Regions from separate parts of the Homo sapiens genome. Here region 2 is linked to region 1. The links are chromatin loops, found by intact Hi-C in ENCODE. Cell type or tissue: ovary. All regions are shown on one strand. Links, peaks and the distances in the headings refer to the core of each region. The heading gives the core; the rest is flanking DNA.

Region 1 (15,754 bases), core at 3,491-11,490:
AATCTCTTTATCTGCTGCAACCCGTGTCTCCCATGTCTTGGCATGTTGACTTGCTGTGTGCATCGGGCAATGAACCTATTATGGTAACAACTAAAGAACTTATTCATGAAACCAAACACCACCTGTTTCCCAAAAACCTATGGAAATAAAAATAAAAAATAAAAATAAAACCTATTAAGATTATAATAATAGCCATGCCTTCTTTAGATCTCAGCCAAAAATTATTGCATTAATCAGACTGCACTAAGTTGCAACAAACATAATTCCAGGTTTTCAGGGTAAGACTCAGTATCAAATACTGGCACTCCTTATCAATAATAATAAAAAATTAGAGCTACCACTTACATCCTTGTTAATATAATAAGTGTCTTCCAAGGACTGTATCATTTCATCCTTAAAAAATGTCCTGTAATTAGGCATTATTATCCCTAATTTACAAAGTAGAAACTAAGGTTTCAACAATTGCATGACTTGCTCCACGTCAGACTTACTAAATGGTGGAGTTGGATTTGAACCTCGCCTATCTGAGGTTAGACTGACCATCCAGTCAGGAATTGCTGGCTCAGGAATTATGGCCACCAGACAAACAAACTATACATGGAAGAGAAGGTGCTCTGGAAGATATAAAGATGGTCTTAATATTAAAGGGAAGCTCATGAAATAATATGGAAGTATCTGGGGCCAAATCCCAGTTCTGCCACTTGGGCCTTGATTTCCTCATCTGTAAAATGGCCTTAATAACACCCACCTCCTTGGGTTGGTGTGGAGATTAAAATGAGATAATGCATGTGATGCAATGTGTTGTAACAGGGTTCCAAAAGGCCAGGCAGTCTTAAGAGCCCCAGAACAAGACTAATCCTGGTCAACCTTGAGCTACTGCCTTCTTCTGTCTGGACCCAAGCCTCCTCTCATATACTGTGAAAAACATGGACTAAATGCTCTCCAAGGCCCTGCTCCTCTGACTTTTGGGAACAAGACCTTACAGGCTTCCTGTGACTCCAGACCAAAGACCTCTGGCTTCCCAACACTGCCAGCTTCTCCTTCCCCTGGTCCCAAGGTGACCTCAGACTCAATGGGAATGTGTACAAAGGTCTTAAAGAATCTTGCTCAGAACCACTTTGCACAGTTGCCCTTCAAGTCTTTATAGCAGAATCATTTATCAGGCCCGTGAAAACATGGCAATGACTGTGGAGCCTGGAGCCCGGACCCAAACTGCGTTCTGCATGTGGATTAATGACTGGTGTGATCAACTAGGAAAGGCTGGCTAGGGCAGCTTTGTGCTGACACCCTCCGTGCAGTTCCTTTTGTCCCTGGGAAAAGAAGCTCCATCCCTTGCTGCCTCACACTCTTTGGACAGTCACATCCATAGCCTAGCTGCAGTGGGTGGAACAGGCAGGTGGGCCAGGCGACCAGCTACCCCTGTGGTCATGAGGCCCACGGCCCTGCCTCTGGCAGCAGGACAGTGGCAACACAGTGGCCTCGAGTGCAGGGAAGTGGCTCGTGACTGTCTGCTCTGCCTCTAATGGCTCTGTGACCTTGAGCCAGTCACCACCCTCTCTGTGCTTCAATTCCATCAACTATAAAATAGAGGAAGTAATGTTCCTATTTCACAGGGTTGTTGTGAATTAAAATATGTAAGGTGTTTAGAAGAGTGCTCACCCATAGTAAGCACTATATACTATTAGCAGCTACTTACTATCTTAGTAGAACTTGGCTCCAAGTCCCTTGACTGCCACATTAGTGCTCTTTCCATGACATCAAAGCCACCTCTTGCCAGGTTAGGGCTCTGACATTGGTAAGTGTTTTCTCTCATCAGCTAAAATGGAAATCCTGAAGCAACAGGAACCCAAGGTCTTCTCTCATTCTCCCAACTTCTCCAAAATAGGACTGGCCTCTTCACCACATACTCTCAGTGGTGGCTTCTGCAGTAGCTCTAACACAAGAAGTTTATCATAATGACCTGGGAGCTTCAAACGAACAGCCAAAAGCTCCCTCTCTAGGCAATGAAGGCAACCAGGCAGAGGGGAGAAGGCTGTCACCCAGGTTCCAGAAAGCCAGCCAAGCCAGTTGGTGCCTGCTGGGGAGAAGCTGTCTCGGATCCAGAGAGTGAGAGAAAAGCTGCTGCTTGCTCCCCAGCCTTCCGAGCATCGAGTGGTGGCTGCCACTTCAAGGAGGCAGGAGGCCTGTATGGAGGGAGCAGGACCTGGTTGGCTGTTGTGATAGCCAATTAAGGACAGTCACCTTGTCACTTTGCTCATTAAAAGGCCTAATGCCAAGGCCTCCTTTTGTCTAACTCTCTCTCTCTCACACACACATACACACACACACACACACACACACACACACACACACACACACAGTTTGTTATTCAGTAAAGACATGATTCCAACATCAGGAGAGTCCACAGGGGCACAGGGGACATGGCTGGCAGGGGCAGCTCTGACAAACATGGCCCTGCTCAGCCAGCTGGGCCTGCAGAGCTCCCAGACACAAACAGTGCCACAGTGTGGAGGCCAAGCATCCCTGTGACCCCAAGATGGGGAGCACCGGGCAGGAGGAGCAGAATCGAGGACAGGAGGCAGAAATTAAGGAGGAAGGTGGGAGGGGCACACGCAAGAACCCCGCTCCCCATCCCCACTTCAACACACACAGTAACCAGCTTAGGCCAAGGCCATGACAACATTCTTCCCCAGGCTGCCCCTTGGCCAGCAGAGATTCATCTTTGCCCAGAATTTTTGTATTGCGTGATAAGAGGCCATCAGGCCTGGGCTCCAATTCACATTGTTACACTTACTAGCTGTGTGACCTTCTGTAAGGAACTTAACCTCCCTGGACTTCAGTTTTCTTATTTGTAAAATGGGTTTAAAAGGGAAGTCTCTTTAATTAAATGGGGATATGACTTTTTTAATGGAAATTCTTTCATAGGGTTGTTCTAAGAACTAAAATGGATACGGGCTGGACGCCATGGCTCACGCCTGTAATCCCAGCACTTTGGGAGGCCAGAGCGGGTGGATCTCCTGAGGTCAGGAGGTTGAGACCAGCCTGGCCAACATGGTGAAACCCCGTTCTATTAAAAAAGTACAAAAATTAGCTGGGCGTGTTGGCGGGTGCCTGTAATCCCAGCTACTTGGCAGGCTAAGGCAGGAGAATCACTTGAACCTGGGAGGCAGAGGTTGCAGTGAGCCGAGATTGCGCCATCGCACTCCAGCCTGGGCAACAAGAACGAAATTCCGTCTCAAAAAAAAAAAAGGCGGGGAGGATACATATATGTAAAACCCTTAGTTGGCATGGTCTCTGGTCCACAGTTAGCTTGTAGTAGCATTATCCGTTGTACACCATCATATCCCAGTACAGCCGTGGTACCCAGGAAGCACTCAGTAAGTACTTGATGAACGAATGGATGTGACTCCATTTGGGTAAAGGCAGTAATCAGGTCCTTTTCTACTGGCAGGCTTATGAGAATGAAAGGAGATTCCCTGCGTAAAATGTTGAGCACAGTGCCTGGCATGTGGGAGATGCTCAGAGCAGGGTATTATTAGACTCCTGAGTTTGTGGACGTGGGTCTCCCACAGCACTCTGTCTTCTTCATGGGCTCCCAATGACTTGACTTCAAATGGAAACCCACCAGCCAATGGCTGTTTCGTGGTCCTCCCCAAAAGCACAGTCTCCCGGCTCAGAGCCTTCAGAGGCAGCTGCCCACTCTGAAAAGATCAGAGCACGAGACACTGAGCCCGGGAAGCCATGCTCCAGGTTCTGCCCTCCCGCTGATGGTCTGGAGTGAAGCAAATGTCCTCAGCTAGCCCCTGGTCCAGGCAGATGTGTTAAAGCATCTTTGTCTTAGGTGCAGCTCTAGGAAGTAGGAAGCCATGGTTGTACCACACGCTCTCCCTTGATTAGACTAGAGATAGATACCTGCCCTAAGGACCTCAAAGCAGATCATCCAAGAGGATGGTTACTCAGAGGAGGAAGGTTGGCTGTGCAGGGCAGTCATCTACAGCCACACCCTCCAGGCCATCATGGCCATCGTCAAGGCCACAGGCAACCTACAGACTGACTTTGCCAACCCCTTCCATACGGATGATGCCAGGCAACAGTTTGCAATGTCTTACACAGTTGTGGGCCAGGGTGCACTCCCTGAGGACCTGTCCAGATGCCACCTGCAAACTGAAGCTGTCCAGCGTCATCCGGAATCTCTGGGCTGCCCATTGGATTTGCTCCATGGGATGCCTGTTTCATCCTGCTTTGGTTACCCACAGGACACCAGCTCCACAGTTTAGCCGCCTTCCACCTGAACGACCTGGAGCCACAGGACACAGAGTGACCATGCCCCCACACAGAAGGTGGAGCTGCAGAGCTGCTTAAAGACGCCCTTCACCTCCAGGGACCTACTCTCTTCAAGATGGCTGATGTGGCAGTCAGCAGTCTGGGCAGCAGTGGACCCACTGCTTTGAGGGCATCACAGCCACCATCTTCTGTGCAGGCTTGAGCATCTGTGGCCTGAGCTGAGGACAAGCTGAATCACACACACCAGAACATGAAGCTGTTTGGCAGCATCTATGTCAAGTGGTCATGGAAACGTCTGTCATCCTCTTCATCAAGAAGAAGGACCTAGGTGAGGAGAAGATCACACGCAGCCCCCACCATCTGCTTCCACAAGTACACAGGGGTCAGCAAGTCTGACGAGGCTGCCAGCTACATCAGAGTAAGTGAGAGGGCCTGAATAGCGCAAGAACACCAGGGAGATCCATGCACAAGTCACCTATGCTGTCACCGACATGAAAAACAGAATGTGCAGAGCACGACTGACATCACCATCAAGAACAGCCAGAAGGGCTGGGTGTGGTGGCTTATGCCTATTATTCCAACACTGTGAGAGGCCGAGGCAGGAGGATATCTTGAAGCCAGGAGTTCAAAATTAGCCTGGACAACAGAGTGCAACCCCATCTCTACCAAAAAAGAAAAAAAAGCCAGGCACAGTGGCATGCACCTGTAGTCCCAGCTACTCGGGACTAGGATCCTGAGGCAGGAGGATCGCTTGAGCCCAGGAGTTAGAGGCTGCAGCGAGCTATGATCACACCACTGCACTCCAGCCTGGATGACAGAGCAAGACCCTGTCTCAAAATAAAAAATCATAGCCAGAAGAACTGTGGCCTCTTCTGAGGGGTGGTGAGGCTGGCAGGATGGGCCAACTCTGTGCCCCCAGCCCTGAGGGTGATGGGGTCAAGAAGACCATCCTCCTTCTGTCTGTCCCCCTGGCCACTTTTCCCCTTTTCCTGTCTCTGTTCTTGGCTTCCCCTGTCCCCTCCCTCAGCTCCAGAGATGGGAGGGGTTACCACAGGGCTCCCTGTTTGAAGCCTGCCCTTGTTCTAGGTGCCTGGAATGGCCACAGTACCCGCTTCCTAGGCATCTATTCTAGTTTTTAAACATTGCCTTGCTCTGTGATGGGGAGGGGAACACATGCTGAGTCTCCCAATGCCTGTGTCTGGAGGGGCACTCACTTGTCCAGCCTGGGCACCCACTGACCAGCATCCACCCACCCCCTTCCAATGATTCTGAGCCTTGAGTGTGTCTGTGGGTTGATACCACCCTTCCCCTGGGGACACCACCCCTGCCCTGCCTTCCACAGAGCTAGGTTCCCAGGGCTGCTCCAGACAACTGCCAATGTCACCATTAGGCCCACCCCTGCCCTGGCCCAGTCCCCATTAACCTAAATGCAGCTCCTCAGCGCTAACCCGGGAGCCACTGCTACCTCCTGCCTCCACACTCTCACTCCAGGCCCAGGCTTTCAGCACTGGGCACATCCTTGCTTTTTTTGCATGTTTTATGGAATTCTTCATCTAGTTTAAAATTACAAAATGTAGAAAGAAAAAACATAATGTAGGTAAGATGGTGATGGCATTTAGGGTTGTGTGTGGTCACAGCCACAAGAGGCCCTCTAGAAAACCAAGCTACCTGCAAACTGAAGCTGGAGGGGGCACACAGAGCAGAGAAGTCAAAGCAAGCAGGGGAAGCCTGGCTCAAATTGGAAAATGGGGCAGAGGCTCAGAAATAGGCAAAGAGCTAAGCCACGCAGCCCAAGAGAGAGCAGCTGCTCCCTCTCTGGGGCTTCCAAGATCCAGTTCCCACCAGCCGCTGGCCTCACTTTCCATCTAGAGATCCATCCCTGTCCCACTCCAATAACCATGCCCTGCCCGGGCCCCCCCACATGCAACCCTCGTGCCTGAGCTGGCTCCAAGGGGTTGTGTTCCACAAAATTCCGCCCACAACAATGGAACGGCACTTCCCGTGGGGCATCCCGAAGGAGCAGTGGGGCATCTTCTGGGCCCTGGGTACCAGCTATGACTCCACACTGTCTGAATGTTCTTCCCAAGGGGCCAACCCCCACATGCCTGCAAAGATTTCCCCAAATTCTTGTGGGAGTCTGCAGATGAGGCCACCACAGAACCCAGGACACCACGGCTCAGCTGCCTTTGAAGATGAGAAGAGATGTGTAAAATATTCCCAGAGCCACTGCCCTTCACTGAGGAATTTTCAGCCCAGCCATGGCATAAAGAATTGTTTGTTTTGGTCGCCTGGAACTGAAAGAGTCTCCTCAACCAAATAAAAATATAACCTTTCAAGGCCAATCTAGCATTAGCCAAGCAGGTCATTTGGAGACAGAAGACTGGGGTTTAAATTCCGGCTCTGCTACTGCCTAACCCTGTGACCTCAGGAAAATTTCCTAACCTCTCTGTTGCTCAAATTTCTCCACTCCCATGGAGATAGGATCTGATGGGTATGGTTTGGAAAGGACTTAGTAAAATAATGCATCTCACGTAAAATATTGAACTAGGTTATCCATCTGCCTGCCTTTCTTTCATTGTAAGTAACCAACAACAAGTAGGCACTAAATAAATGTGTTGTGATGGGGTGGGTGGGGGTGAGCTGGTTGGTTTGTTGTTTGGTTTTAAGAAACTCATTTGTGGTGGGGGGAATTCCACCAGAATGAGAAAAAATCAGGTAGAAGTGTGAATAGTGTTTTATTTTTTCACAGGAGCTGATCTTTTCCCAACACTTTCACAAATTATGTGTTTGCTCATAACAAACACTCTGGGGGAGGCAGAACTGCAATCCCAACTCACAGAAAAAGCATCTGACTCCCGCCTGCCCTTCCCGCCTCTCACTGGGATGATATGACTCCCCTTTGCAGAGACACCAGGAGGGAGCCCCGCTCGGGTGTACCAGTTGTTCCTGTCCTGGGCACTCCCTTTCCTAGCTTCAGGGCCATAAGGAAGTCCCAAGCCTTGGAGCTGCTTCCTTTTGTCACTGGGTGGTGGGAGGGGCCCCTGGAATAGGTCCAGGATTATTAGCACGACCTGACTCTTAGATCTCAGAAAGCCAGGAGGGCTGCCTCTGCCCAGTGAAACAACAGATCACTTCTGCCAACCCCAGAGCCACTCTTGATGGACACAGTTCAGAGCCTTCCTCTCCTGGGGGGCACCTCACCCTCTCTGTATCACACAATATGTCCCAGAACTATACCCCATAGTCTGATGCACTGCAGTTTGTTCCTGTAGGTGGGCCTGCCACCACACGCAGATTAAAAGCATCCAGGAATTAAGAAGCACCCCTCCCCCTCTGCAGGTGGCTGGCTGTGCTGCCCACTGCCATTAAACACACACATCACAGAGCCTGCTCACAGCTCCCACTAAACCACAAACCCCTTGAGAAAAGGAGCTGTATCTTCTTCATTCTGCTATCCTCCAATTCCCAGTGCAGCCTCTGCCAGAGTGAAAGAATGAAGAAATCAATGAACGGTTTCCTTATAGCATGTTCCCCTCCAGAATTGCTTGGCTCTAGTTATCAAGAAAATGCATTTAGGGGCCGGACGCGGTGGCTTACACCTGTAATCCCAGCACTTTGGGAGGCCGAGGTGGGCAGATCACAAGGTCAGGAGATCAAGACCATCCTGGCTAACACAGTGAAACCACGTCTCTACTAAAAAAAAATAAAAAATAAAAATACAAAAAATTAGCCGCATGTGCAGTTAGAATGGTGATCATTAAAAAGTCAGGAAACAACAGGTGCTGGAGAGGATGTGGAGAAATAGGAACACTTTTACACTGTTGGTGGGACTGTAAACTAGTTCAACCATTGTGGAAGTCAGTGTGGCGATTCCTCAGGGATCTAGAACTAGAAATACCATTTGACCCAGCCATCCCATTACTGGGTATATACCCAAAGGATTATAAATCATGCTGCTATAAAGACACATGCACACGTATGTTTATTGTGGCACTATTCACAATAGCAAAGACTTGGAACCAAGCCAAATGTCCAACAATGATAGACTAGATTAAGAAAATGTGGCACATATATACCATGGAATACTATGCAACCATAAAAAATGATGAGTTCATGTCCTTTGTAGGGACATGGATGAAGCTGGAAACCATCACTCTCAGCAAACTATCACAAGGACAAAAAACCAAACACCGCATGTTCTCACTCATAGATGGGAATTGAACAATGAGAACACATGGACACAGGAAGGGGAACATCACACACCAGGGCCTGTTGTGGGGTGGGGGGAGGGGGGAGGGATAGCATTAGGAGATATACCTAATGCTAAATGACGAGTTAATGGGTGCAGCACACCAACATGACACATGTATACATATGTAACTAACCTGCATGTTGTGCACATATACCCTAAAACTTAAAGTATAATAAAAAAAAAACCCACCAAAAAAAAAAATTAGCCAGATGTGGTGGCAGGCACCTGTAGTCCCAGCTACTCAGGAGGCTGAGGCAGGAGAATGGCATGAACCCAGGAGGCAGAGTGTGCAGTGAGCCGAGATCGTGCCACTGCACTCCAGCCTGGGCGACAGAGCGATACTCTATCTCAACAAAAAAAAAAAAGGAAAAGAAAATGCATTTAGGCCGGGAACTGTGGCTCACACCTGTAGTCCCAGCACTTTGGGAGGCAGAGGCGGGTGGATTGCTTGAGCTCAGGAGTTCAAGACCAGCCTGGGCAACATGGCAAAACCCTGTTTCTGCCAAAAAATAAAAAAATTAGCCCGGTATAGTGGTACATGCCTGTAGTCCCAGCTACTCAGGAGTCTGAGGTGGGAGGATCACTTGAGCTGGGGAGGTCAAGGCTGCAGCAAGCCATGATCACACTACCACACTCCAGCCTGGGAGACAGAGCAAGACCCTGTCTCAAAAAAAAAGAAAATGCATTCTGTGAGTTCTCGCCAGTTGCCTGGAAGAGCCAGGAGCCTAGGTACGTGCTTTGGACCAGGGATCCCATCAAACTGGGATGGAGCACACCCACCACGGATCACGTATCTGTGAATGTCCCGGGGTCACTAGGCAGAGACACTCCGCTTCTTCTGAGCCCAGGAACAGATTCTCAGCTGGGACACTGGCTCCCTGCCAATCTCTCTCAACCCACACACACCAAGGAAGAAGGCTACCAACTGACCTCACCTAGGGGATCCCAATTCTCTAGGACAGTTGAGTAGTGGCCAGGAGTTTTGGGGAGCTGGCCAGGCAGGAACTCATAAAGATACCTCAGGGTCCACACAACACAGGTCCTTTTCCTGAAAACCATCCTGCCATGTGTAAAATGTCAATGCCAACGGAGATGGATCCAACTGAACTGCCTATTCAAGGGACCAGATGAAATCTGTGGGCCAAATTCTGCAGCAAACTCAAGGATTAAGAAAGCAAAGGGAAGTCAAAGATCGAGGAGATTAAGAATTCAGACCAAAAGCGGAGCCTAGAGGAAGGATCAGGGTGAGGGCAGAGGGGCTGGCCTTGGGGTAGCTGTCTTACCCCAAATGGTCCCTCCAGGCCACCTCCCACAGGGGAGACTTCACCATCCTCACCTACTGGCAACATGGCATCCAAGTGAGAAGATACCATGTGGTCAGCCACCCCACCCCATCTTTAACTCTGTGGTGGGGTGAACAGCAGGGGTGAAGGTTTACTGCAGAGGAGTCGACCACAACTTGCCCATGGATGATTGAAAGGAGGGAGGTGCTAGGAACAGAGTCAGGAAACCAGCTTATCTTTTCCCACTCCCCACCCTGCACTTTAGACCCCAGGAACATGGAACTGCTCCAAGTTCTCAGCACATGCTAGTCCATGCCTCCACGCCTTTGTTCTTGCTGTTTCCTTTCCCTGCAATGCCTTCCTATTTCTTACTTTGCTACTTATTGCAATTCAAGACTGAGCCCAGAGATCATCCCTCCCGGAAGCCATTCCTGTGTGCCCAGGAAAGGTGGCATATTCATGCCTTGTGCTTACCTTAGCTCTTCCCATTTCATACTGAGGACCTCTTCTTGGGTCAATGGCTACCACTATGCCAAGAGTTCTTTGAGGGCAACAACCATTTTTGGTTGTCCCTGTATCCCCAGCACCTATCACAGGACTTGGTGTACAGTAGCTGCTCAATTGAATGCTTGTGGGGCAAATTCTTACTGTAGAGAAAACACTGGCCTGGATTGTGGGAGACGGAAGGGAAGGAAAGATGATGAGGGTGGGTCTGAGCAGACTGAAAGTGGTGGGATAGCTAAGAGGACTCCTGCAGAGAAAGCTCAGGGCTGGTGGAGGAGGCTTGGGGGTCTCCTGCACAGAGGGGATAATTAGAGGCATGGGAGCAATTTGGGTTGGGAGGTGACTTAGGGATAGGAGTGAAGGGGAAAAGCAGGAAGACCCTCATGATGTTTCTAAAATTTTTCTAGTCCTAAACAAACTCTCAGTCTAAATGTGTGCAACAGGATCTCAAATGGGATTTTTTTTTTTTTTTTTTTTTTTTTTTACTGTTGCCCCAAGACACTGGAAACAAAACTAAGGGCAAAGACGTGCTCACTATCACACATCTAAAGAGACCCACCAGCAGCAGACATGTCCCCAAGGTCTTCATCAAAAAGAAACACAACCAGCCCCTCTAACACCAGGCTCCACCCCAAACCACCAACACACACCATCTATAGGAAAGACTGGGGAGGGAAGAGAAAGAAGAGGATGGTGGGGGAAGTGGTCACGTAGAGAGCCGTCATTGTGATGAGAGGAGCTCCAAGAGAATCCCTCATAGAAATGGGGGTGCCCCAGGGAGGGGAACATCACACACCGGGGCCTGTCGGAAGGTAGGGGATAGGGGAGGGATATCATTAGCAGAAATACCTAATGTAGATGACAGGTTGATGGGTGCAGCAAACCACCATGGCACATGTATACCTATGTAACAAACTTGCACGTACTGCATATGTATCCCAGAACTTAAAGTATAATAAAAAAAGATAATATTTGCCTTTTCATATTCTTTTGGTTTTTGAATCATGTAAATATATTATTTATTCAAAAATTAAATATAAAAAGAGTCCCCAATCTTCCTTACCACAAAAAAAAGAAATGGGGGTGCCCGAAAGATGGAAGCTGGTGTTTCCCTCCCGAGCCGGGTGCCTGCCGACCTGCAGGATCTGCAGCCCCACTCTGTGGCTGCCGTGGGAGAGGAACAAAATCTAGGGAGGGAGTGCTCCCGTGAGCCTAACTCAGGACACCGGGAGCTTGGGAATAGATGTGAGCATGGAGCACGTTGCCCACGTGCCCCTAGAGATCTCAGAAGGTGGAGGGCTTGTGGAAGACCCCACACCAGCAGCAGAGTATGGATGGCACAGGGTAGACTGCTCAGGAAAAAAAGAGTGTGGGCCTCTGCACCCCCATTTCACAGCCCCTCCTGTGGAGCCACATGGAGATGTGGAGGTCAGAGGATGCGCCGGAATCCCAGGACAGTCCAGGAGACACAATGCCGCACTCAGAAAGAGGGCTGGAGGAGTGCACCACTCATGGGGCTGAAGAGAGCCCCAGCTTCTCTCAGAGGGGATATTCAGTGATGGATGGTGCTGGCATGAGCTGAACTCTGTCCCAAGGACACCTGCCCCACCATCTACATGGAAACCACCACATCAGCCAGGGAAGCAAACCCTGATAGAGGAGGGTCAGAGTAGAGTCACCTTCCACCACCCACAGGAAGCCCTGCCTCCAACCCCAGACAGGAAGACCCAAGGCTCTGGAGTGGGCAGAGGCATGAGAGAAGAGACACTACCCCTCCCCACTTCCCTCACCCAAGCACCGGTCGGGCCTCCGATGGGGAAGGTGGGAGTTCCAACAGAGATGAGCCAGTTTTGAACCAGGCTCAGTTATAACTGACCATAAAACTCTGGACTCTGCTCCAGCTCATGTTAAGGATAATCTGACAGAGTTCAGCAGAGAGAAGTTAGCTGGAGAAAAATAAAATCGGCCGGGCGTGGTGGCTCATGCCTGTTATCCCAGCACTTTGGGAGGCCGAGGTGGGCGGATCACGAGGTCAGGAGATCGAGACCATCCTGGCTAACATGGTGAAACCCCGTCTCTACTAAAAATACAAAAATTTAGCCAGGTGTGGTGGCAGGCGCCTGTAGTCCCAGCTACTCGGGAGGCCACGGCAGGAGAATGACGTGAACCCAGGAGGCGTAGCTTGCAGTGAGCAGAGATCGCGCCACTGCACTCCAGCCTGGGCGACAGAGCGAGACTCTATCTCAAAAAAAATAAAAATAAAAATAAAATCATTTCACATCTCTATGCCACCAACATGACACTCGTCAATAAGCCAGTTACATGGAGGCCAACACAGAAGCCGCTCTCTGGGCAGATGGGCAAAGTAAAGAGGGAAGAGGTGGAATGATCTCAGCCCCCTATCTCTGTTTCTCAATAAGACAGAACTTAAGTCAAAACCTCCTCAGTCTTAATTACCAAACAAAAAAATAACCAGACGAGCCTCTCACTGTATGTCTTTATTTATACTGTCATCTGCTCCGGCATTTTAATATCCAACTTTCCGTTGGAAGACAGATGCCTGGATGTTCACACCCCGTTCTAATGGCTTAATACCCTGGGTACTGGAGCAGGGAGGGGCTGCGAGGAAGGAGGGGGATGAGAGCCACCACCACATTGAGCACAACTTTGGAGCAAATGGGCTTGAATATTCATTGAACAACATTTAATTTAAACACCCAAACTCTGAAAGCAGCAGCATATGGCCTGTTTTATTTTACATAAACTGAATAGGAGGTTGGGCCATTAGTTTCTGCAGACATAATGTTCATTACCAATGAAGAATGCTTTCCTTTGAGGGGGCGCCCGCACTGTACTGGGCCCACTGCCCTACTCCCTCACCACGGGGTCAGACAAGCTCAAATCGAGGGCTCTGTGGCAGCCCCACTCATGGTGGCACAGCGACGTTGATCAAATCCCATTAGGGTACAGATTAGAGTTTCACTGGCTCCTTGGTTTGCACTTGGGGAGAGTGGATTGGGTAGGATTCTGATCCTCTTGGATTAGGCCTCCTTAGTGCCTGGGGACAGTATCCAGATGGCATGAATCTGACCTCCTCTGTCCATCCTGCCTAGGACTTAGAATTGTGTGCACATGTGTACAGGAAGCGCTGGGTACAGAGCCAGGAGTATGTGTCCACATGCTTGTGTGTGTGAGCATGTGTCCCTGCAGCTCTGTGGGCAGGTATAAGTGTAAGTTGTGTGTACACTTCTCCGGGGGTGTGTGTGCACATGACCCCATGTGCTGCATACGAGCATGTGCATGTACACATGCAGTGTGTCTCTGACATGCCTGTGGCTGTGTGTGTGTGTGTGCATAGCAGGTCCACCTGGAGTGGTAAGAGGTGTCCCCTGTAGCTTTCTCTGTGGGTAGGAGAATCCTGGTAGATGCATAGGTGCATATATCTACAGAATGTAATACACACACACACACACACACACACACACAAGCATTTCTTAAAGTACCTGTCACCCAGGGGTTCTTAACTTGGGGAGCACAGCCACTCCCCATGGGGTCCACGGATAGAATGCAGGGGTCCCATGAACTTGGATAAGAAAAAAGTTACATCTTTATTTTCACTGACCTCCAAGATTTTTTTTTTTTTTTTTTTGAGACTTTTCTTGCCCAGGCTGGAGAGCAATGGTGCGATCTCGGCTCACCGCAACCTCCGCCTCCCGGGTTCAAGTGATTCTCCTGCCTCTGCCTCCTGAGTAGCTGGGATTACAGGCATGTGCCACCCCACCCTGGATAATTTTGTATTTTTAGCAGAGACAAGGGTTTCTCCATGTTGGTCAGGCTGGTCTTGAACTCCCTACCTCAGATGATCCACCCGCCTCAGCCTCCCAAAGTGCTGGGATTACAGGCATGAGCCACCGCGCCCAGCCCTGACCTCCAAGATTTTTGTTTTTTTTCTTTTTTGTGTGTTTTTTTGGTTCTTTTCTAAGATTTTTCCATCATGAATGTAGATAATAAATCCCTGTACTTTGAGCACTTCCAGAGACTTTGTGGCCAGTAGAAATCACAGATATTTTCATATAACATCACAGCTGTTACAGATATTTCAAATGTCACTAGGGCCTCCATCCCTACTTTGAATTATAGTAGTAATTAGACCTGCCACAAGATAGTTATTATTGCATTAATAAGGAAACATTTGTTACTTCATCACAAATGTTAATTTTGCTAAGTGTACTTGAATAGACTTGGTTTTCTTTGTAAGTTCATGTTTTTTCCGCATGCATAAATATTCCAGGAAGGAGCCCACTGGTCACCACCCACCAAGGGGCAAAGTAAGGTAAAGAACCCCACCTGTGGGGCAGCAGGAAGCCATCTGTAGCTCTAGCAAGCACATGCTAACAGGTGCCCATGCGGATGTGTGCACAGACCTCCGGCAAAGGCATGATCAGTGCTGTCCCCTCTGATCAATACTCTCCCAAGAGGGTACATGTCCACGGACAGAAGGGGAAGGATAAAAAGCCAGTGACTCTGTAGGAAGACAGATTTCTTTCCATGGCCCCAACGGTGCTAGAAACCATGCTGACAGCCCAAGCTGCCCCACTTTCAGGAAGAAACAGCTCAGAGCATTTCTTGGCACTTGCCCTCCAGACCTGGTGGGACAGAAGGCTTCTCAGAGGAGCGGGACTTAGGCAGGGCTCTGGAGCACATTTCAAGCAAAAGTCACATCTGGCCAGGCATAGTGGTTCACACCTGTAATCCCAGCACTTTGAGAGGCCAAGGAGGGAGGATCACTTGAGCTCAGGAGTTCGAGACCAGCCTGAGCAACAAAGGGAGATCACCTCTCTACAAAAATAAAAAACAATTAGCTGGCTGGATGTGGTGGCTCACGGCTGTAATCCCAGCACTTTGGGAGGCCGAGGTGGGAAGATTGCTTCAGTCCAGGAGTTCGAGACCAGCCTGGACAACACAGGGAGACCCTGTCACTACAAAAAATAGGAAAAACAAATTAGCCAAGTGTGGTAGTGTGTGCCTGTGGTCCCAGCAACTCAGGAGGCAAGGCAGGAGTACCTCTTGAACCCAGGAGGTTGAAGCTGCAGTGAGCCATCATCACACCACTACACTCCAGCCTGGGTGACAGAGCAAGACCTTGACTCAAAAAGAAATATATATATATATATATAAAATATATATAGTACATATATATTGTATATATTTATATATAAGTATATAAAATATATGTACATATGTATTTTATATATTTACACATATATATTTTATATATATACGCACACACATATATATATGTATTTTAGCCAGGCATGGTGGCACACGCCTGTGGTCCCAGCTACCTAGGAGCCTGAGGTAGGAGGATCACTTGGGCCCAGGAGGTCAAGGCTGCAGTGAGCTTTGATCAAGCCACTGCACTCCCACCTGG
Region 2 (15,754 bases), core at 2,731-10,730, 1.1 Mb before region 1:
GAAGCCTGGTGCCCGTGGGCCATGCCCGCTGTTCCCGCCTGGCCAGACATCCTCTCCCAGCCTCAGGATAGGCGGGCTCCCCTGCCATCTGTTTACCCACATTCCTTTCAAAGTGGACTCAGGGCCTTCTGAGCAGCTGCCCTCCCTGGTCATCACACATATGGACACAGGCCACATGGCTGGGGACATTCTCAAGCTTCGAGTGACTTCCATGGGGCCCTGTTGGCTGGCAAGCTCCTTAGCCTGGCCGATCATACCACAAACTCTGGACCTGGCCTCTGCCCAGCTTGCAGCCTCGACCCTTCCTGTTCTCTGGGTTCCATCGGGTGTGTGGCCTTTTGCAGATGCTGTTCCATGTGCCCCAAGCACTCCTGCCCCCTCTGCTGCTTGTGCCCCGAGCACTCCTGCCCCCTCTGCTGCTTGTGCCCCGAGCACTCCTGCCCCTCTGCTGCTTTGCAGACTCCTGCCCATGGAGGGTAGCTCCTTTCCTCAGTTTTATGCACCCTGCCCCGCCACCCAGCCAGTTCAGGATTCCCTTCCCTGTGCTGCCTTCACTGTGGACATGATTTTCTCAGTCACTTCTTTACACATCTGCCTCCTCCGCTACAGAGGAAACCAGGCTCGGTGAAGCCTTATTCATCTTCAGTTTCCCTGGACTTAGCAGAGGGATCATACATGATCAATGAGAGATCAATGCTCATTTGGTTAGACGGATGGATGTAAGAGGGGCTCAATCAATGCTTACCTGAATGGATGGATGATGACAAAAGAAGCTCCATACATGTTTGCTAAGTGAATGAATGAATGAATGACTGGATAAAAAATGGCTGAAAACCCTTTGAGAGTTTCTCTACTGTGCTTATGATGGAACAGTGACCTGCAAAGTGAACACTGCGTCTTTCTCATCAAGTGTGGGAACCCACACAATCCCTAGGGACTGTGCCTCCTCATCAACTCCAGGTCCCCTGAGGGTGTGCACGTGGGGGACACACCAAATAGGGCCATCCCCCCAGCACCAGTGTCTTCCCAGCTCTCTCACTGGTGTCACCTCCCAATGTCTGACAACCTCTCTGAAACCTGGACAGGCACGCTAGCACTCAGCTGACCTTCCTGGGCAGGAATGCAGGCGGACAGGGTGCAGACTCACCGTCAAACAGCCCATCAGGCTCTGCTCGAAGGGCCGCTGGAAGGCCCGTGGGTCTCCGCACCAGTCCAGCAGCTCCGTGGCGGCATTGTGGAAGTTGGCAGGATTCTGTAAGTGCTGTGGGAAAGGAAAAGGAGGCGGCTGAGGCTCCAAGAGTGAGGGTAGCACAGGCAGCGTGTGGGGGTCTGGGGTGGGAAGAACCCAGCCTCACTGGGGAGGAGGTTCACAGAAAGGGGTAAAGGGGTAGCTGGGATCAGTAAGTTTCCTCATGCTCGATTTCACACCCTGTGCTCGGCATGCCTGCTCCCACCCCCCCCCACCCCCACCTCCACCCCACCTCCCCGATCCACCTCCACTCCACCCCCACCACCTCCACCCCCACCCTCACCTCCACCTCTACCCCCATCCCCACCCCAGTGGATTAGTAGCCCCATTGCAAAGACAGGAAAACCAAGGTCTAGAGAAGGCTGGTGACTAATAGCAGAGTGCTTTCTGGATGCTGGTGGGGGTGGCGGAAGGTGATCCCTGCAGGGTTCCGGGAGTTCTCCCTCCCTGATCCAGGACAGGTTGGCCCTGGAGATTCCTTCCTGACTGCCCAGCCACCGCCATCAAAGCCCAGGACTGGGCTCCCACCAGCTCTGGCTTTGGAGCCTGCTCTGCCCTAGCCACATAAGGTGATGGGTTGGGGGAGGCCACAGCCAGCTGGGAGGGTGAAGGAAGCACACGTGCCTGTACTGTCCTCACACTAGGGGCTGCTGTGTGTGACGTACTGGGCCCTGCCTGGGTCCGCTCAGAGGCTGCTGGCATGGTTGGGGAAGTCAGCCTGAGCTCAGGCCCCTGCCAGGCAGAGTCTGAGTCGATGGAGACTGAATTCTGGTGCCAGGGTGCTGGGCCTCCTGGTTCCGCTTCAGGCCCAGGCTGCAGGGCTGGTGGGGTGGGTGAGGTGCAAAGCAAAGGGGTGGTTCCCATGCCCCCCTTCACTCTTATCCGTCTCCTCAGGCCCTCTGAGTTGGGTACTGAGTCCAGGAGACAAAAGATGTGGCTAGGAGCAAGGAGCAGATTAGGGGCAAAGGTGAGATTCTGGGATGGGGCTCTGGCCCAATTTGGCTGTAACTGACTGTGTCCTCCTGAAGGACCCCTGGAGGGTGTCCACAGCACAGGAGTGTGAACCACTGCAGAGATGATGGCACCTCCTGAGGTCCCATTGCCTTGGTACTGGGAGAAACAACAGAACAGGAGCCACCCAGGGCAGTCCCTCCATTCGACCTGCAGCATGAGCCTGCCCCAGCGCCAGGGCAGGGAGGGGCCTAGGAGCCGCAGGGCCCAGAATTGGCAGGGGAGCTACGGGAATCCACACTCTGCCTTCACCCACTTTCAACCACTGACGTAGGATGGTCCCCTCAGCTCCCTGAGCCTCAGTAGCCTCATCTGTAAAATGGGGATATGACAGAACATGACTTGGTGGTGGGGTTTTATTTCTTTCGCTTAAGGTTCCGTGACTGTTGCTACAATGTAGTTCATGCGAGGCAAGGTATTTAAAAATGGGTGGAGGAAAGTGAAATGAAGGAGAATGTCCTCCTTCCATGGAAGTAAAGGGAGAGAAAGAGATGTAGGAGAGAAAGAGGGCAGGCAAGCAGCAACAAAGCCCTCCATCACGGGGCCGCAGTGAGGCTTAAACAAGATGAGGCTTATACAGCCCCTGGCAAAGTGCCTGGCGCGTGGGGTGCTCCCATGTGGGGCTGCCCTTGGCCCTGACTCTGTCTCCCAAAGGCTCTCCTGGAAGTACAGCTGCATGTGGCCGCTCTCAGCCCTGGCTCCTTCTGCAAAGGCAGTGCTCCCTGCATTTGAATTGTGTGAGACAGGAGTAATTTCAACATACAGAAACAAGCCCTTTGAGAGGGCAGCGGCGGGTCCTCACCTCTGCCTCCTGTGCCCTTTCTCTAAAGCATGCCCCTCAGAGGCCACAGGTGGTATCTAGGCTGCACGTGGAAAGCCATGCAAATCAGCTGATTCCTGCCCACCAGCCACCCCTGCTAACCGAGTTGTTCTGTTTATTTCAGTGATGTCACACCAAATTAGCAGGGGCAGGAGCCACTGCATGCTGCCTCAGAGCTGCCTGCCCCCAGCTGGTCACAGCACCCCACTTTGGGGCTCTGGGTGCAGGGGTAGCCTCTGAGGTCCATCTCAGAGGCCCAGTCTGGTTCTGGCACCCGAGTGCCCAGCCTTCAGTATCTCACCAGCGTTCAGAGCTCACCCCAGACAGCTTGTGTGGCCTGTAGGCTGTGGGTACACCTCATTGCTGAAGAAAACATCAAGTGTCCCCTTTGCTGGCTTTTTTTTTTTTTTGGACAGGGTCTCATTCTGTCACCCAGGCTGGGGGGTAGTGGTGCGATCATAGCTCACTGCAGCTTCAATCTCCTGGGCTCAAGTGATCCTCCCACTTCAGCTTCCCAAGTAGCTTGGATTACTGGTGTGCACCACCATGCCTGGCTACTTTTTGTTGTTGTTGTTAATTTTTAACAGAGACGACGTCTTGCTATGTTGCCCAGGCTGGTCTTAAACTCCTGAGCTCAAGCAGTCCTCCTACCACCGTCTCCCAAAGTGCTGGGAATACAATGATGGCTACTGTGCAGCTCTTTGGCCTTGGTCAAGCCCCCTCCCCTCTCTGTGCCCTTGTCACCTATTTCAACCAAGAGGTGACTGAAGTGCACAGAGAGACAAAGTGATCTAGTGAGATAAGCAGAACAGACATGGTCCAAACCCCGTCTCAGCTGCTGAGCCATGCAGCCCAGGAGACATTGCTGCACATCAGACCCTCATCTGTGAAACGGGGTAGTGATGGCATTCAGGGCTGCCGCAAAGTTGAGAAACGACAAGGAACTCATTACAGAGCAGGAGCCCAGGGAAAGACTGCTACTGCTGTTGATGCCAGGGCCCCTCCACGGTTCTCTGTTTCTCTTTTGAGCCTCCTGAGGGGAGAAACAGCCTCCTGTTCACCTCTGGAACCCCAAAGGCTGGCACAAGGCTGAACCCCATGGGAAATGATTGGGGAGCAGTTAACTGTCCAAAGGATGGTGAGCCTGCTGTGTAGGCCAGCAACATGGCCACTGCAGAATGAGCCCCAGTGGGAGGTGGAGGGAGGGGCCAGGGCAGGGCAGGGGTGAGCTTGGCCAGCCGTTGATGGGCTGGGGATGGGAGCACATGTTTGAATCATAGGCAGAGGCCTCCCTAATTATGGCTGTTACTGGACACTAGTACTCTGTCCCCCATCAGAAAGCCTGCCCATCTCTATAATTCCTCAGAAGAGTTGGGCTATATCCAATGCCATTGAGTCTGCTGGGGCAGGAACAGGGCACACCAATGCCTTGAAATGATGAATTCATCTTATCAATCCATCTGTCCACCAGTCCATCTGTGAATCAAGTGATTCATCCATTCATCCATCTATGCGTGTATCCATCCATCCATCCATCCATCCATCCTAAATGAATCAATTCATCCATCTGTCTCCTTGCCAGCCCACCCATTCATCCATTCACCACTTTATCCACCACTCATCCATCCCTTCATTCATCTACCTATCTACCCATTCATCCAGAAGTTAATTTATCCAGTCACCCACCTATCTGTTCATTCATCTATTTATCCATTCATCATCTATACACGTCCACCCACCCACCCATCTAACTATCTGCCCATATGTCCATCCATCCATTCTCTTATGTATCCATCTATCAGTCCACCCCTCTCCTCAGCCCACCTAAAATAGCTGGGCCCCACTCTGAGCTGGATGCTATGCTAGACTCTGTGATTTTGAGATGAATATGGCATGTCCTTTGCCCCCAAGGAGCTCAACCTGGTGGGAGACCTGATGTATTCCTACAGGGCCCATAGCTCCAGAGAGACAGAGCAGAGTAGGTGAGACAGCTGGGTGCCCAGGAAGTGTTCAAGCTCAGGGATGGGGTACAGATGCTCAGAAGGGCCCCTGGGGTTCAGGGCAGCTGCTGAGCAGGAATGAGCTGATTTGCAGGGCTCTCCATGTAGAGCTGGGATGTGGCAGTGATCTCTGAGAAGGGCATGTTGCAGAGAGGGAGCACTGGTTCTCCCAGTACCAAGAGGCTGAGAAGGGGCAAAGGCAGCTTAGATAGAGGCTGTGAGGGGACATGGGCAGCAGGGTGCAGAGGGTGGGGGTTGGTGAACGCCAGCAAAGGCTACAACCAAGGTGAGGGCAGGAAGGGAAGGCTGTGTGGAGAGGTGAGCCCCTACCAGCCTGAGGTCTGCACAGCTCGTCATCTCAGCTCGTGCACACATGCTTGCCTTTCTCTTCTGATTAGGTTACAGGATGCCTGAGAATCAACAGTCCCCAGCCAGCCGAGGCTGACTTCTAGGGCAGCTGTGGAGCAGACAGATGTCAGCACTGAGCTGTGTCTGACCGGAGATGTGGGAGGAGGGGCATGGAGCACGTAGGGAGCTCTGGATGGCCCAGGGGGCATCTGGGCACACTCACAAATGCGCCACTGCCTGGCTCAAAAGCAGAGCCCTCTGTGTGTGTGCACGCATGTGTGTGCCGGGGCAGGTGAGGGAGGGTGGTGTGGGCTCTGGCATGTGCTGGTTGAATGTGAATTAATTATGATGCCCATTTTATAGATGAAGGGAAGTGAAGCGGCAACTTAAGGCTGCATAGTTTGTAAGCGACGGAATGGTGACTGAGCTGTGTGCCATGCTGTGAGGGGCTTCTGGTGGGCCTCTGCCCAAGATGGACCCAGGGAGGGCCAAAGAAGTCAGGTGCACCCTGACCCCTGGTGATACGGAGCTAGGTGCCAAGAGGAAAGAGGCTGAGAGCAGGTCTCGGCAGGAGTGGTGTGCCTGCCATGCAGAGGGTCCCATGCACAGGAGGCATGAGCATTCCATTGGAGGGCGGGGCCCCTGCCAGCTGAGCCAAGGGTGGGAGAAACGGAGTGAAAGGTAGAGCTAGGAAAGAGCCCTGCAGAACCCTGAGTGGGAGGAGGGAGTGTGGGGGAGGAGGGAGTCTTGGCGTCTGGTTTCTATTCTGCCACGGTGAACAGAGGCGTGTAATTGGCGTTTGGGAGAGCCATTTGGGCTGGGTTCAATCTGTAACAAGCCTTCTTCAATTTCCTCTCCACATACCCTGCATAGACTTTAAGATTCCTCTGCTCGATGCTAATAAGAAGACACACAACCCTCGTTCTCGAGGAACAGCCTCAGTTCCACTGGGCAGGCACCTTGGGGAGGCTCCGTCTGGGTCCTGGCCCTCAAGGAGGGAAGGCTGGGTGGGTAGGGGGCTGTGAGTTCTGCCTGGCGGAAGCCCAGGGGCCAGCAGCCCATGCTGGTTGCCTGAGCTTCCTGCTAAGCTGGCCTAGGCCAGGGGCCTGAGCCCCAGCACTCCCTTCCCTGTCACTGACATACTGAGGACAATGGACACCACACACCAGGGCTGGGCTACGTGCATCACCCACAACATCCTCACAGCATCCTACGAGGTAGGCCCCATTTGACAAATGGGGAAGCTGAGGCTCAGAGAAATGGAGGACTAGCTTGAGATCTCACCATGGGTCCATAAAGGAATGAGCACTTGGGTCCAAGGCGTCTGACACCAAAGCCCATGCCCCTCTCACTGTACCTGGTCCTTCCTGGAGTGAATAACATTCGTGGGTCTGTGCAGGGAAGCTGCCAGCCTGGGCAGTGGGAGCTGGGCCCAGCAGGTGGGCACGTCACTCCTGGCCACCGCTTGGGGGCGCCCCTGTGAAAGGTTCCCCACCTCCCGGCAGTCCAAATAGGGGAACTCCTGGGCAGCTTGCCTCTTGGGCTTGGTATGAGCTTCAGCAGGGTGGGGACCATGGCACTCACTGGAATTAGGTCTTCCCAGCACCAGAGGGGCTGAGTGGACTCAGGCTACCCACTTCCCCTCTCTGTACTTGTTTCCTTTCCTGTAAAATGATATGATTTCCTAGGACCTCTTGTCTTGTGGCTTTTTTTTTCTTTTTTTAAAAAATACAGATGGGGTCTCACTATGTTGCCCAGGCTGGTTTCAAATTCTTGGCTTCAAGTGATCCTCCTCCCTTAGCCTCCCAAAGCGCTGAGATTACAGGTGTGAATCACTGGGTCCAGCCTATAATGGGTTCTTATTTTTAAATAAATTAGTAAATATTTTTAAATTTTCTCAGCTTTAATTTCTTTTCTTTCTTTCTCCCTCCTTCCTTCCTTCTTTCTTTCTTTCTTTTTTTTTTTTTTTTTTTTTTTTTCTGAGACAGGGTCTTGCTATGTTACCCAGGCTGGGCTCGAACAATCTTCCTACCTTGGCCTCTCAAAGTTCTGGGATTACAGGCGTAAGCTGCCACACCCAGCCTGTGACTTTTTTTTTTTTTTTTTTTTTTTGAGAACGACTGGAGCAAAGGGGCAGGGAGCTTAGTTCTAGGGAGGGAGGTGGTGGGAGAGAGATGGAAGTGCCAGGTGCATCACTACATCCTTGCACATAAACAGAGCCCAGAGAGGCCACAACACTGGCCCAACGTCACACAGCTGGGAAGGGTGTGGAAAGGGACAGGGCAGCATTGGCACTGAAACCCAGGCATGTGATTCCAGCATTAGGCTGGTCAGTGCCAGCATGCCAATAACGGCCTCGATAGGTAGGTGGTCAGGAGGCCCTGCCATCGTCTCCAGCCAGAACCCACCAGATGCCCTGCTGCTGCAGCCCGCCCCATCTGCCCCGCCCTCGGAGTGTGCCTTGCCCCACACCCACCTGCTTGATGCACTGCAGTCGGTCATTGGTCTGCTGGATGTGCCTGTCCATAGAATTCATTCTGGCCGTTTCACTAGGTTCTACCCGAGAGCCATGAACGTTGTCCAGCCTGCGAAGAGAAAGGAGAGGTTGTCACTGGATCACGCCAGGCCTGCCAACCTTGAGCAGCCTCCCAACTGCCCTCTGGCCACAACACTGGCAGGTTCCAGAGTCCTTTGCTGGGCCCTGTGGGGCTGCACCTGGGGTACCCCACTGGGCTGAGGGCAGGAAATGCTTCTGGGTGCTTTCCATGTGTGGCACATGTGAGCACTGGGCAGGCATGCCCACCAGGGGATAAGGAACTGCACATGCAGGTGCACACATTTCTTCTCTTTTCTTTTTTTTGAGATGGAGTTTTGCTCTTGTCACCTAGGCTGGAGTGCAATGGCGCGATCTCGGCTCATTGCAACCTCTGCCTCCCAGGTTCAAGCGATTCTCCTGCCTCAGCCTCCTGAGTAGCTGGGAATACAGGTGTCTACCACCACACCCGGCTAATTTTTGTATTTTTAGTGGAGACGGAGTTTCACCATGTTGGCCAGGCTGGTCTCGAACTCCTGACCTCAGGTGATCCGCCCACCTCAGGCTCCCAAAGTGCTGGGATTACAGGTGTGAGCCACCACGCCCAGCCAGGTGCACACATTTCTGTATGCGCATGTGTGTTTTGGGTGGTGGAGGGGGTGGCAATTCCCCTTGGATTCCTGGTTCAGGGCTTGGCCCACGTGTGTGTGTGTACGTGTGTATGTGTGTGTGTGTTCATACATGTGCATGCAGGGGGACCTTCCCATATGACGACCCTCAGTGCACATGCACATGCACATGTGCTCTGAGTGGAGATCTCAGGTGGCATCTGCCCTCCCCCAGTCCCTCAGGCTTTGAGTTGTTCATAATTTACAAACCACTCACAACTCTGTTGTTTTCACTTTGCCCTCCTGGAAAAGGAGGATAAGAATGAGCACCACACCCATTTTCTAGATAAAGAAACTGAGGCTGAGAGACAGAAAGGGAAAAGCCAGGGTGGCACATCAAGTGGTGTCTGAGCCCACACCAGGAGCCAGGGTTCCTGACTGCCAGCCCGCGGTTTCCACTGTGCAAGGCTGACAGTGCGGGTGCAGGGATGGCTTGGCACTAGGCTCACCCTTCCTGAAGTGCAGGAGAAGGGAGTGCTCAGGGCCATTAGCATGAATGGGACTTCCCTCTGGATGACAGAGCTAAGTGGAGGAAGCTCCTTCGGCTCGAAAAAGCCCTGGGAGTCCCCAGGCCGCTCCAGGGAGGCCACACAGCAAAGGCGGGGATCTAGGTAGAGAGAGGAAGGACTGTACAGCCCTAGTCCACCCACTGTTAGGGGTCCAGGTCCTTGGGCCAAGGCAGAAGACTGCCCGCTGCCAGTTCGATTTGCCCTCCTGCCCCCAGTGGACAGTTCAGGCTGCAGACACTTGGATCACACCCAGGGTGCTGGACAGGAGACCTGGGGCCCTAAGCCTTCCCTGCTACTCTGTCGCACTCCCCACTAAAGACCCCTCATCTCTGGCCATGTCAGCCAGGACTTTTCACGTGCTGGACACCTGCATTCTCTCCTTTCCTTTTCACACACACTCTCTAAGGCCAGGATCATCTCCATTTTAGAGATGAGGAAACTGAGGCCCCAGATGTGCCAAGTCCTCGCAGCTGGTGGAAGTGTAGGTTGTGTCTGCCTGCCTGTCTGCCTGTCTGCCTTCTACACACGCTTGTTGAGGGACCCAACACCATTGCCTGGCCCCAGCCTTTGGAAGAAAGTCCTGTTCCTCCTCCAATTGCTTTAAAGGATGTGTAGCTCTTGGTGCAATTCTCATTGCTCCATGTGTGTCTGAACAGGTAATTCATTTGCATGGTTCAAAAATCAGAAAGTCCACAAAGATATCGAGTCCTGGGTCCAGACCCCGTCCCCAGTCCCCTGGTGCCCTTTCTAGGAGAACCAGTGCCATCAGTCCCCCTTCTGGAGAGTCTCATCTAGAAGCAAATATCTACACACACTATTTCTTGCCACATTTTTAAAAACATAAAATAATAACATTCTATACACATTATTTGGATGTTGCTTTCTTTTCCCCCCTCTTGATGATACATCTCAAAGTTTATTCCACATCAAGACACAAAGAACTTTTTTTTTTTGAGATGGAGTTTCACTTTGTCGCCCAGGCTGGAGTGCAGTGGCGCAATCTTGGCTCACTGTAACCTCTGCCTCCCAGGTTCAAGCGATTCTCCAGCCTCAGCATCCCAAGTAGCTGGGGCCACAGGTGCTGCCACTATGCCTGGCTAATTTTTTGTATTTTTAGCAGAGACGGGGTTTCACTGTGTTAGCCAGGATGGTCTCAATCTCCTGATCTCGTGATTCCCCTGCCTCGGCCTCCCAAAGTGCTGAGATTACAGGTGTGAGCCACCACGCCTGGCCACCTTTTCATTTTTTAATGGCCGCACAGTATTCCTAGGTATGATGAAGCATTATCCAACTAACATCTGCCCATCGCCCCCTGCCAGGTGCTGTTCTAAGGCTTGAGCCCTCAGACAAGGCCCCTCTGCTCTGGGGGCTCACACTCCAGCCTGAAACGAGGGACCCTGAAGCTTTTTCCAATTTTTTTTTTTTTGAGACTGAGTCTCGCTCTGTTGCCCAGGCGGAGTGCAATGGCGTGATCTTGGCTCACTGCAGCCTCCGCCTCCCAGGTTCAAGTGATTCTCCTGCCTTAGCTTCCCAAGTAGCTGGGATTACAGGCGCCTGCCACCACGCCTGGCTAATTTTTATATTTTTAATAGAGATGGGGTTTCACCATACTGGCCAGGCTGGTCTCGAACTCCCGACCTCAGGCAATCTGCCCACCTCGGCCCCCCAAAGTGCTGGGATTACAGGCGTGAGCGACTGCGCCCGGCTCCAAATTTTTATCATTGCAGTGCTGCAGGAATAACCGTTCACATCGGCACATCACACGTGTGTGAATTAGTCTAGAGAACATAGGCTCAGAAGTGGAGTTGCTGGGTCATCTGGGAATTTGTATTTTTGATAAGTGCTTTCTGGAGCTCTACAGCAAGAAGGGGAAAGTGGGGGTTGTACCCATATTTATTTCTTCCACCCTCACCCTGCCAACCATCCCTCCATTCATCCCACCCACCACCTATCACACATGTCACACCCTGAAGCCCAATTTCTCCACCCATCATTTATCTATCGAAATACCTGCCTGGGGAAGGAGGAGGGGGGTGAGGGAGCATCCAAAAAGAAAATTTAAAAATAAATAAGTAACAATAATAAAAACAAATGCCCGCCTGTTCACCTGTCTACTCATCCACTCAAACATCTTTAGTCTCCACTTGCTCATCTGTACATGCTTCTTCTCTCCAAGAAATGCTTTTTTGTTTGTTTGTTTGTTTTTGAGACAGAGTCTGTCGCCCAGGCTGGAGTGCAGTGGCGTGATCTCCACTCACTGCAAGCTCTGCCTCCCGGGTTCACGCCATTCTCCTGCCTCAGCCTCCCGAGTAGCTGGGACTACAGGCGCCCACCACCACGTCCGGCTAGTTTTTTGTATTTTTAGTAGAGATGGGGTTTCACCATGTTAGCCAGGATGGTCTCGATCTCTTGATCTCGTGATCCACCCATCTCAGCCTCCAAAAGTGCTGGGATTACAGGCGTGAGCCACCACACCTGGCCAAAATGCTTTTTAATAACGACACTGTGCGGGGTCCTAGGCCAGATGGGTTGGGCGTGCGGAGATTAAAATGAAATCATTTTCTTGTGTTCAAGGAACTCTTGGTCCAAGCCCACATTTACCTACTAGATGACCATGTGCTGAGCTCCTCCTATGAGTCAGGTACTGGTCCAGGCACAGCACAGATAAGAAAATGTAGTTACATCCCCATTTTACAGATGAAGAAACTAAGGCTTGGAGGTTACAGCTTGTTGGATAGGAGCCAGCTCTAGAATCCTGGCTTTCCCTTTACAGTTTTTACTCTTGAACAGGTCCTGGGGAGGGGACAGGGTACAGGTGTGTGTGTGTGTGTGTGTGTGTGTGTGTGTATGTGTGTGTGTGTGTATGGTCTGGGTTGGCAGGGGCGTAATCAGGGCAGCTCCGCTTGCTACTTCTGTAGGTCACCCAAGCGGGAGCTGTATTTGTCCTCCTGAGTTTACCCACACAGACCCTCAGCCAGCATCCACATGACAAAGGCTCCTGGGGTCAGGGACAAACCATGGTGTGGAAGACAAGGACACAGAGAGCCCAGAGCAGGAGCAAGACAGTGCCACCTTCAGCAAGGCCATCTCAGTTCCTGGTGCCAGGCCCCATCAGAGCCAAAGGACCCTGGTGGTCTCCCAGGCACCATGTGATACCCATGCGGCAGTGAAGGCCTGGGTCCCACGTGGGGGCATGGGTGAACACTGGTAGCCAGGGTTCCAATAGAGAATTCAACTTTCACAGCCAGCCAGGACAGGGAGACCCATCCCACAAAGGCCTGGGTTGGCTCAGCTCCTAGCTGGAGGAGACAGAAGAGAAGTACAAAGAAACCTCATGCCCGGCAGGCCTTCATCCTGCTGTCGGCAGGCCACTGCCCACCAGGACAAAGGGCCACCGGTGGCCCAGGCAGCCAGCAGGGGGCGCTGTTGACAAACCTAAGTGACCTGGGGGCCAGACCTGCACACTGTGGAGGTTCCAGGTGTGCTTCCAGGCCCTCCGTCCTCTCCCTCACTCCAGTGAGCACCCAGGTGTCCCCAGCCAGGATGGACTTCGAGTGGGCTTCTCTGGTTTCCTGGCCTTGGTTTCCCCATCTGCAGAACAGGATGCTGCAGAGGGGCAAGTCAGTGACCCATAAGGGTCTACCTCTCAAGAGGAACTTTCTCCTGACATTGTGTCCGGGGGCAGAGCCCGGTGGGCCTTGATAAATGCTTGTTGCCTGGAAGCCCCAAGCAGGCACAGGAGCTTAGATCCACCCAGCTGGCGACCACAGGGCTCAGAGGCAGTTCTTTTCTGTTTAGTCATAGCGGGGGCCCAGGTCCTGCTTTAAGAAGTTAACAGCAAACTGGGAGATGGGACTGTCCACCTTCGGGCTGGCCCCACGTGGGGTCACGGGCAGTCTTGTCTGGAGGCCGGCGGCTGGACTGAACTGGCTTCTGGACAGAAAGATTCCTGGAATATTAAGGGCCGAAGGTGCTTTCAGGTCCCCTATCTACCCGCTCTGCCTCAACTGGTTTTACTCTGAGGAGCCTGGGGCCCATCAGTGTTTTGTTCAAGGCCAAGGGGCACTGGGCTGGGTCCAGGTCCCAGGGGGGCTTTGCTCCCAGGCAGGGCTGCAGCTCACAGGAACCGAGGGGTGAGTGTCTGGGCTTGCAACACCTGTGAGACCCAAGGGTGGGTAGATGGATGGCAGGAGGGACATCGCAGACCACAGGGACAGCGCTGTGTCCTGTGTTTCTTAATAAAAGAACAAATGGCTAGCGGATTATGGAGGCACCTACAGGTGAGGTGACATTTTTAAACTGTTGAGGTCAATGATGGAGAACTGCGGTTACTAACCCCAGGAATGGAGGAGATGGAGGCTCCAGTCTCTGGAGTAAAAGGGTCAAAGGCCTAGAGAGCAAAGGGTCTCAGGCATAAAGAGAGGAAGGGTGCGCTGAGGGAGGCATGCAAGAGACAGCTTGTTGAGGGGCAGGCTGGGATCTTCCATTTGTTCTACACCTGCTATGTTCAGGCACCAGGCCAGGCCCTATGCAGTGCTAATTTTCTTCATCCTTAAAAGGCTCAGAGAGGTGAAGCAAATTGCCCAAGGTGACACAGCCGGAAAGCTGCTGGGCTGAGATTCAAACCCTCTACCTTTCCAGCTGTTAATGTGCTGTTCTTTGCACTCCCCATGACTGGCAGTCAGAGCTTCCTGGTAGTCCCCACCTCCGGCTGTGACTGGGCCCCAGGAGATGACCTTCTTGTTCCACCCAACCTGCCCAAATCCAGTCACTTACATCACTGGGCTCCCTGCACACCGGCCACCTTTGGGAGGTGACACGCACCTGGTGGCCAGCAGAGGTCGCCCTTCGCCACAAGAGCGCCACTCAGCTGGGCCGCTGCCTCCGCCTCCGGGCTCCTGGACTCCTTTAAGCCTTTACAAGTCGCTACAAATCCTCCGTGGCTGCAGCTCTATAGCCGGAGAGGCCGGGCTCCCGCCCAACAGATCACTGTCGGCCTGGCCCCAGGTGCACCCGTGGCCTCAGCCCTTCCTACTGCCCCTGAATGGGGGGTGAGACCAAGCAGGCTACCCCCATCCCGGCTCAGGACCCCCGCCATGTCTCCTGGTCAGAGCAGCCAGGAGCCATGCAAAGCTAATCAGCATGGGGGATCAGGACCCTGCTTTGCTGAGTGAATAGGGCAGAGAGCTGGACCTCCATTTCGCTGTCTGCAAAGCACAGGATCGGGCTGGCCAGCCTTTGGCAGCCTGTCAAATACCAGCCTCTTAGGATTCCCTGTGAGGAGCTCCGGCTGTTCAGAAAACACCATCCCCACAAGAGGAGAATGCCTGCTTTTGAAGCTGCAAAGCCTGTCCCAAGGCAGGTCCATGGGGAGGCTGAAGGCCCGGCAGCCCCGGGAGCTGTTCTTCCAGGGCAGCCCAAGGCCAAGACGCTGCCCCTTTCACAGCTCTGTGCTTCTTCTTGCACCTTACGCTTGGCTGGGCTTAGTTGGGCAAATGGAAGTTTTTGGATGGTAACATGGGGTCAGCTCGGTCTTCCCAACTCCCGTGGGACGTCTTTCGGGACCAAGCTTCCATTTACACTTCTCACCACCCAGCAGAGCGAGGGTGTCTATGCTTAGCGGCGCCTGGTGCAGAAGACTAGTTCAAGAAAAGTTAGCGGCTATTATGTATAGAGGGCTGCTTGGAGGATAGAACGTTGAGAGCTGAAAAGGCCTGGGAACACCTGCCTCATGCCCTCATGCAGCAGGGTGGGAAGCGGAGGTGGGGAGAGGAAGAGGACACGGAGGGCATCGTGAGCAGAGCTGGGCTGGAGCCCCTCTGACAGGTCCAAATAGAGCCCTGGATATCTCTGGGCTGCCAAGTCAGCAAGGAGAGAAGCATCTCAACGGTCTCAACGGCTGGGGGAGGCAAACAGCCCTCAGGGGGCTCCTCACTGGACACAGGGATGAGGTGCTTCTAGCTGCCCCACAGAAATGTGGAGCTCCACAGGCAGCTAGCTCCCAAGGGTGGCAGCCAACCGAACAGTCAGCTGTCCCAACACAAGTGTTTTATTTCCCACCTTTGAGGCCTCACTAGTTCATCAGTCCACATAATGCACACGCACCCAGAGAGAGGCGTCTGCACAGCACACGTGTGCATAGGCACATACACATGTGACCCCTTGCATACTTCACAGCAGGTATGTGCACATGCTGGATGCCAACACAGATGCACTTGAGCACACACATCTCATGACAGCTTGCACAGGCAAGTGGGGGTCCCCGGGGAGCTGTGTGAGCAGTGGTGTGCAGAAATGATTCAATCACCATGCACATCTGCAGCTTAGGTCCCCTGGGGCAAGCGGTGCCAGTGGCAGGAGTGGGCAGCTCTGCCTACAGCCCGCGAGCAGAGGCTGCGTTCCAAGACACAGCCAGAAGGGAAAGCCTAGGGGTCCAGAGGACATCCCAGACAGCCCCTTCATCAGCCTTAGACTCCCAAAGGGACAAACTTCATGAGCCCTGGGCTCAGCAATGACCTGCCAACCTGCACATGTCAGCATCAGTTGGGATCCTTTTCGGCCTGGCCCCTAGCCCTCACTACTCTCAGTCACATCCCTTGTCCCCAACGTGGGGCTG

The links. Hi-C counts contacts between places; a loop is a spot of excess contacts. Peaks named below come from ENCODE experiments on the same cell type or tissue, not always from the same donor. Only the 100,000 strongest peaks of a DNase experiment are listed, where the experiment ranks them.
Region 2: a loop joins it to region 1, with 3 times the contacts of the local background. A loop is called at or near these places in 6 of 110 quality-filtered maps.

What each region holds. Positions count from the first base shown.
Region 1 is chr10:78,057,719-78,073,472 of GRCh38, reverse strand. It overlaps the pseudogene GNAI2P2. Among named protein-coding and RNA genes, the nearest start is that of RPS24, 32 kb to the right of the region's middle. In ovary, for the core only: no CTCF peak of the experiment used is centred there; no DNase peak of the experiment used is centred there.
Region 2 is chr10:79,193,843-79,209,596 of GRCh38, reverse strand. It overlaps ZMIZ1 (zinc finger MIZ-type containing 1), which reads right to left. Exons shown (of 25, transcript NM_020338.4): 5 at 7,905-8,013; 6 at 1,148-1,261. The coding sequence starts at 7,964. Among named protein-coding and RNA genes, the nearest start is that of ZMIZ1, 130 kb to the right of the region's middle. RefSeq lists enhancers at 3,248-3,297, 7,613-8,113, 8,114-8,614, 13,703-13,792. In ovary, for the core only: a CTCF peak has its summit at 6,904 (motif pointing right); a DNase peak (open chromatin) is centred at 2,865; H3K27ac peaks cover 29 bases.